2 separate regions of the Homo sapiens genome follow, and region 2 is linked to region 1. The links are chromatin contacts, found by Hi-C or POLR2A ChIA-PET in ENCODE. All regions are on one chromosome and are shown on one strand. Each heading gives the region's core, a stretch centred on a gene start or an enhancer-like site at or near the end of the contact. The rest is flanking DNA. Distances are from core to core; before and after follow the strand shown. Region 1 overlaps ITGA2 (integrin subunit alpha 2). Region 2 overlaps ITGA2 (integrin subunit alpha 2).

Region 1 (2,511 bases), core at 4-2,503:
ACCTCATCACTATTTTGATTGTTGCTGAGATGGTTGAGAGGATCTGGCAACCACATACCTAATCTTTTCCACAAAAGGATGTCTAGCCACACCCTTTGCTTTCAGAGGATGCTTTTCTAACAGTGAAACTCCTAATATGAGTGTCTTCATTCCGCCTGTTATAACAAAGTACCATAGACTGGGTGGCCAACAACAGAAGTTTATTTCTTAACAGTTCTGGAGATGGAAGTCTAAAATCATTGTGCAGCATGGTCAAGTTCTGGTGAGAGCCTTCTTCCAAGTTTCAGGCTGCTGACTTCTTGTTGCATCCTCACAAGGCAGGAAGACAGCTCTATCCACATGACCTAATTATGTTCCAAAGACTCAATCTCCAAATGCCATCACACTGGGGATTGCATTTCAACACATGCATTTTGGAGAGACACAAACATTCAGTCCATAACACTCAGCATATATATATAAAATATATAATCAATCTAGATAGGCTGAGAATTTGCCAGATCATCAAGTGGTGATCCTTCAAATTATCTCTTTCCTCTCACAATTTACTATATCTAGCAGGTAAAAACAGGCTACACCTTGAATATTTTGCTTGAAAATTTGCTCAGCTAAATATCCAAGTTCCTCACTTAAAAGTTGTATGCTTTCTGAACAACAATAAGACCCAATTAGGTCAAATATTCTGCCGCTGTATAATGAGGACATTTTCTGCAGTTTCCAACAGCATATTCCTGGTTTCCTTCTGAGCCCTCACCAGAAGTAGCTTGAGCCTTCATGTTTTTACCATCAGTCTCCTCAAGGCAATCTACAGAAACCCTCTTTCCAGATAAGGTAATACTCATAGGTGTTGGGGATTAGAATAGAGACATATTTGGGGGAGACTACCATTCAACTTAATACAATGGGTATATCAAGAATGCAAGGCCCTGACTACTATTTACCTGGGCCATTTCTTAGCATTGTGTTTATGATGAATAATATTGAGGGGTGAGATAATCTCTTCCCCCAGGTCAAAGAGAAGGCTTGCTGACTGCTTGCTATAAAGCAGCAGGTCCACCAAGCTCATTGTTTCTTTCCTGTCTTGCACCCCACTGTGTGCAGGTGTCTGTCTGGGCCCCTTCATGTAACACTATGAGACTAGAGTGGGGAAAGGGGAACTGATAGACACATGCTCATACTCGTGCTGCCTGCTGTGCTGTGAGTAATAAAGTCCTTCTCTGACTCATGCATGTCATGGCATCTTGTAGCATCCATGAGACAGTATCAGGCTAATGTATTGACTGTACCTAGGGTCAAAATCAAATACCAGACCTGGCAGAGTGGAGAATAAACACTCTGCAGTCAGGAAGTGAGGGCCCAAGTCAATGAAAATGCACATCTCCTGGGAGTTCACGGAAATCTTGAGAGGGCACTGCATTTTCTTATAAGAATGGAATAGGGATTTGAATAAATCTTATCTCAATTTTAAGAGGCAGAGAGAGAGAGACTCTAGCTGACATCTGGCGATAATATCCTGCTTCATGATTTGCGGCTATTTGTTTTTTACAGTGTGTCCATATATCATATGTTTGACACTTACTTTGTGTTCATATCAAAGAAATACATGAGCGTCACTTCCATGACCAGAAATAAACCCCTTAAACCATTAAGCCAAAGGGGGTGTTACAAACTGAATTGTGTCTCTCAAAATTCCTGTATTCAAACCCTAACCCTCAATGTGATTGTATTTGGAGACAGAGCCTTTAATGAAGTGGTTAAGGTCAAATGAGGTCCTAAGAGTGAAGCCCTAATCTAGTATGACTGATGTCCCTACAAGAAGAAGAGACACCAGAGATCTTTCTCTCTCAGTACCCACATAGGGAAAGGTGATGTGAGGACATGGTGAGAAAGTGCCCATCTATAAGCCGGGATGAGAGTCCTCAGTAGAAACCAACACCAACCTGAGAGAGCCTTGATCTTGAACTTTTAACCTCCAGAACTGTGAGAAAATATGTCTCTCTTGTTTAAGCCACCTAGTCTGTGATATTTTGTTATGATAACCCGAGCTGACTAATACAAGGAGAAAGTATATTACACCAGAAAATTCCAATTTACTATTTCAGGTTTTGAAGATAATTCTGTCCATACATTTATGCACAGATATAAATATAAGGACAGATATACAATAATTCCAGTTGTATCATTTAAGGTTTATATTTTGTGTGAAAACAATCCAAAGTTGTTTTCATTTTGTTTTGTAACTGCATCAAGTCCTGGAGTACTGTGGCATGTGTTTAGATCATTTGGAGGCCCTTTCACATTTCAAAAATTCAATCTTCAGGCCAGGAACATCTCCAAAAGCCCATTGCAATTGCCTCTAATGTCCATTTATTATGACTTAGTGCTTCTTAACAACTCAATAGATTCTCTCTTTTTCATAAGATTGCTGGAGGGTAAGCCACCATCTGGTAGACTTGCCGTCTCTCAGTGGCTGAGAGGAAGACAGTGAAATACAGAAGAAAGTGTGTTGGC
Region 2 (2,511 bases), core at 5-2,504, 79 kb before region 1:
GCTAAAATGTAAGGCTTTATCAATTTATGAATAAAGTGATGATAAATTCTTGTAGCTCACTGCTTAATGGCAGTCATAAGCCTACTTCTCTCTTTTCCACAGCTTTCTAACCCAGGGAACCACGGATCCCTATGGACCCATGACTATAGCATTTTGTGGATCAGATTTTTAAGTGGGCCAGGCATTCAAATAAATTAACAGATACTTAGGAACATGTGAAGTTATTATTTAGGTTACATACCTTATTCAAAAATTTATCCAAATTATTGTTTAGATTAAAAAATTTTTCATAGACACAACTGAGTAATATTAAGCTGGTGCAAAAGTAATTGCAGTCTTTGCCATTAAAAGTACTTTCTCTTTACTTTTTTTTTTTTTTTTTTTGAGACAGAGTCTCTCTCTGTTATACAGGCTGGAGTGCAGTGGCACAATCTCAGCTCATTGCAACCTCTGCCTCGCAGGTTCAAGCGATTCTCCTGCCTCAGCCTCCTGAGTAGCTGGGATTCCAGGCGTGCACCACCACACCCAGCTAATTTTTGTATTTTTAGTAGAGACAGGTTTTCACTATGTTGGCCAAGCTGGTCTCGAACTCCCAACCTCAGGTGATTCGCCTGCCTCGGCCTCCCAAAGTGCTGGGATTATAGGTTTGAGCCACTGTGCCCAGCCTTTCTTTACTTTTAATGGCAAATACCACAATTACTTTTGCACCTAGTAATTGGCTTCTGTTATTTATTAGTATTGCTCAGAGGAAACCAATAAAAGAGGAATCTAATGGATTTATTAAAATTGTTCATTTGAATTTCCAATTGATATATTTAATACTGCTTTCTAAAAACAGTCTTCAGTAGAGTTTCACATATTGTCTGAACACTATGTTTTTCTAAAATGAGCTTTTAAAAAAAATCTATAATACTTCTCCCCTATGCTAAGTTCATAGCATTTTGAATTTGAAGTCTGCATTTCCTTTGGCTCTATTTCTGATTTTCCAGGCCCCAGTGTCTGAAGAGAGGGTGTAGGCTTTCACTGAGGCTCCTAAACCAGAGGCAGAGAAGTGTGCTCTGTTGCGTAGAATCATTTTCCCTTGGACAAGAGTGGGGCTCCAGTGCTGTGAGCTTCACTCTCAGGCATGGAGTGAGGAGGCCCATAGTTCATGGGGCCATAACTTTTTGACCAAGCCAGAGGAGTGGACTGAGGCCAACTGCCAAGCTGGCCTTGGGGGCAGACTCTTAAACTGGCTTTCAACTCCTAACACAAGCACTGGGAGGAAAATGCTCAGGGCTCTGCCAGCAGATTAGCTGGGCATGGAAATCCCACTGTATCTAAACATGGCATATTCTAACCAGAGTCAGTGCAGAGGAAAATTATCTCATGCCAGCTCTTAGAACAGAGAGCCTTTGTTTTCTGTGAAAGTACATTTCTCTGTAAAAGCTTTTTTTTTTTTTTTTATCAAGGGGACCATTTATAGTCCTCCCGAATGTAAGATCTAATGAATGGACATGCCACACAGTGTCAGTGTCTAGTTGTAAGGAGAACTATTTTTTAAAACCCTCTAATAAATGCATTATTTATTAAGCATGCTTCAGTACCTTTCTTTAAAAATTTTTCAAAATACAATTTATGATTTAAATAAGCATGATTAAGTTTTGTGGCCTAAGCTCCAGACCATTTTGTGTAAGCAGGAGGAGAAAGGAAGAACTGGTGCTGCTGGCTTAGTCATGAGAAGAGACACCATGGAGTCCCAAAGAACATAGAGCCCCTTTTGTTGTACTTCTCACTGGATCACCACCTCTAGGAAAGCCAGCTTTGCTGACATGAGTGGGGGGCATGGAGGAAGGCAAGTGTATCACTGAACTTTTTAAGTAGCACACACCCTCGCCAAAATCTCAACATAATAAACATCAGATCTTTAAAGTTTTAGTAAGATACTTCTACATACATGTAGGTAAGAAGAGTGACTATCCCAGGCTTTTAGAAGTGGAATGCCATCACAGACCCTGAGGCTCACAGGGAAGGGTGTGATATGCTCACCGTAACAGTGTTATCTTCAATCACATATATCTCAGGGTTATAGGTGTTGATTTCTGCAGCTGCCGTTAGCTGTACTGTCTGGAACGTTGACTGGAACATAAGAATAAGGAATATGTTTTATCGTAGCAGCAGCAAATGCAGAGAAGCTGGCATGCTTATGATTTATGTATTTATTTCCTGGTGGAATGTGACAAGAGCAAATGGTTCTGAAGACCCATCCAGAATCTGTGTGTGCTTAAACCAGTGCTGTGTAACAGGACTGCCCGTCAGAAATACCTCGGGTAATTTTAATACATGTCTGTCTGCACCTTGCCACCACAAATCAACTCTCTGGGGTGGGATCCAGACATGAGTAGGTTAAAATATCTCCCTGAGGAGATCTGAACTTGAGAACTGGGTTGAAAAGTGAGGATTTAAAAATGAATATTTCTAACTGGGAAGATCACAGTTCAGATTTTTTAAAAAATAAGTTTGTGACATGAG

The links. A loop is a pair of places that touch in the nucleus more often than their neighbours do. ChIA-PET counts read pairs that join two places held with the same protein, here RNA polymerase II (POLR2A). Pooled maps may share reads with other maps.
Region 2: a loop to region 1 is called in a pooled map, with 5 times the contacts of the local background. The contact joins two enhancer-like sites. A Hi-C loop is called at or near these places in 5 of 168 maps with a recorded cell type or tissue (MCF 10A, dorsolateral prefrontal cortex, endothelial cell of umbilical vein and 2 more), 3 of 37 single-sample maps with no recorded cell type and 16 of 50 pooled maps. POLR2A ChIA-PET finds 5 or more read pairs at or near these places in 6 of 52 experiments (A673, MCF 10A, activated CD8-positive, alpha-beta memory T cell and 2 more).

What each region holds. Positions count from the first base shown.
Region 1 is chr5:53,007,618-53,010,128 of GRCh38, reverse strand. The region is part of intron 1 of ITGA2 (integrin subunit alpha 2); the gene reads right to left. Among named protein-coding and RNA genes, the nearest start is that of ITGA2-AS1, 19 kb to the right of the region's middle. Within about 2 kb of position 1,253, at least 2 of the 41 ENCODE cell types and tissues checked have a DNase peak (open chromatin) inside an H3K27ac peak, as active enhancers do.
Region 2 is chr5:53,086,559-53,089,069 of GRCh38, reverse strand. ITGA2 (integrin subunit alpha 2) reads right to left here. Exons shown (of 30, transcript NM_002203.4): 28 at 2,029-2,118. Among named protein-coding and RNA genes, the nearest start is that of MOCS2, 22 kb to the left of the region's middle. Within about 2 kb of position 1,254, at least 2 of the 41 ENCODE cell types and tissues checked have a DNase peak (open chromatin) inside an H3K27ac peak, as active enhancers do.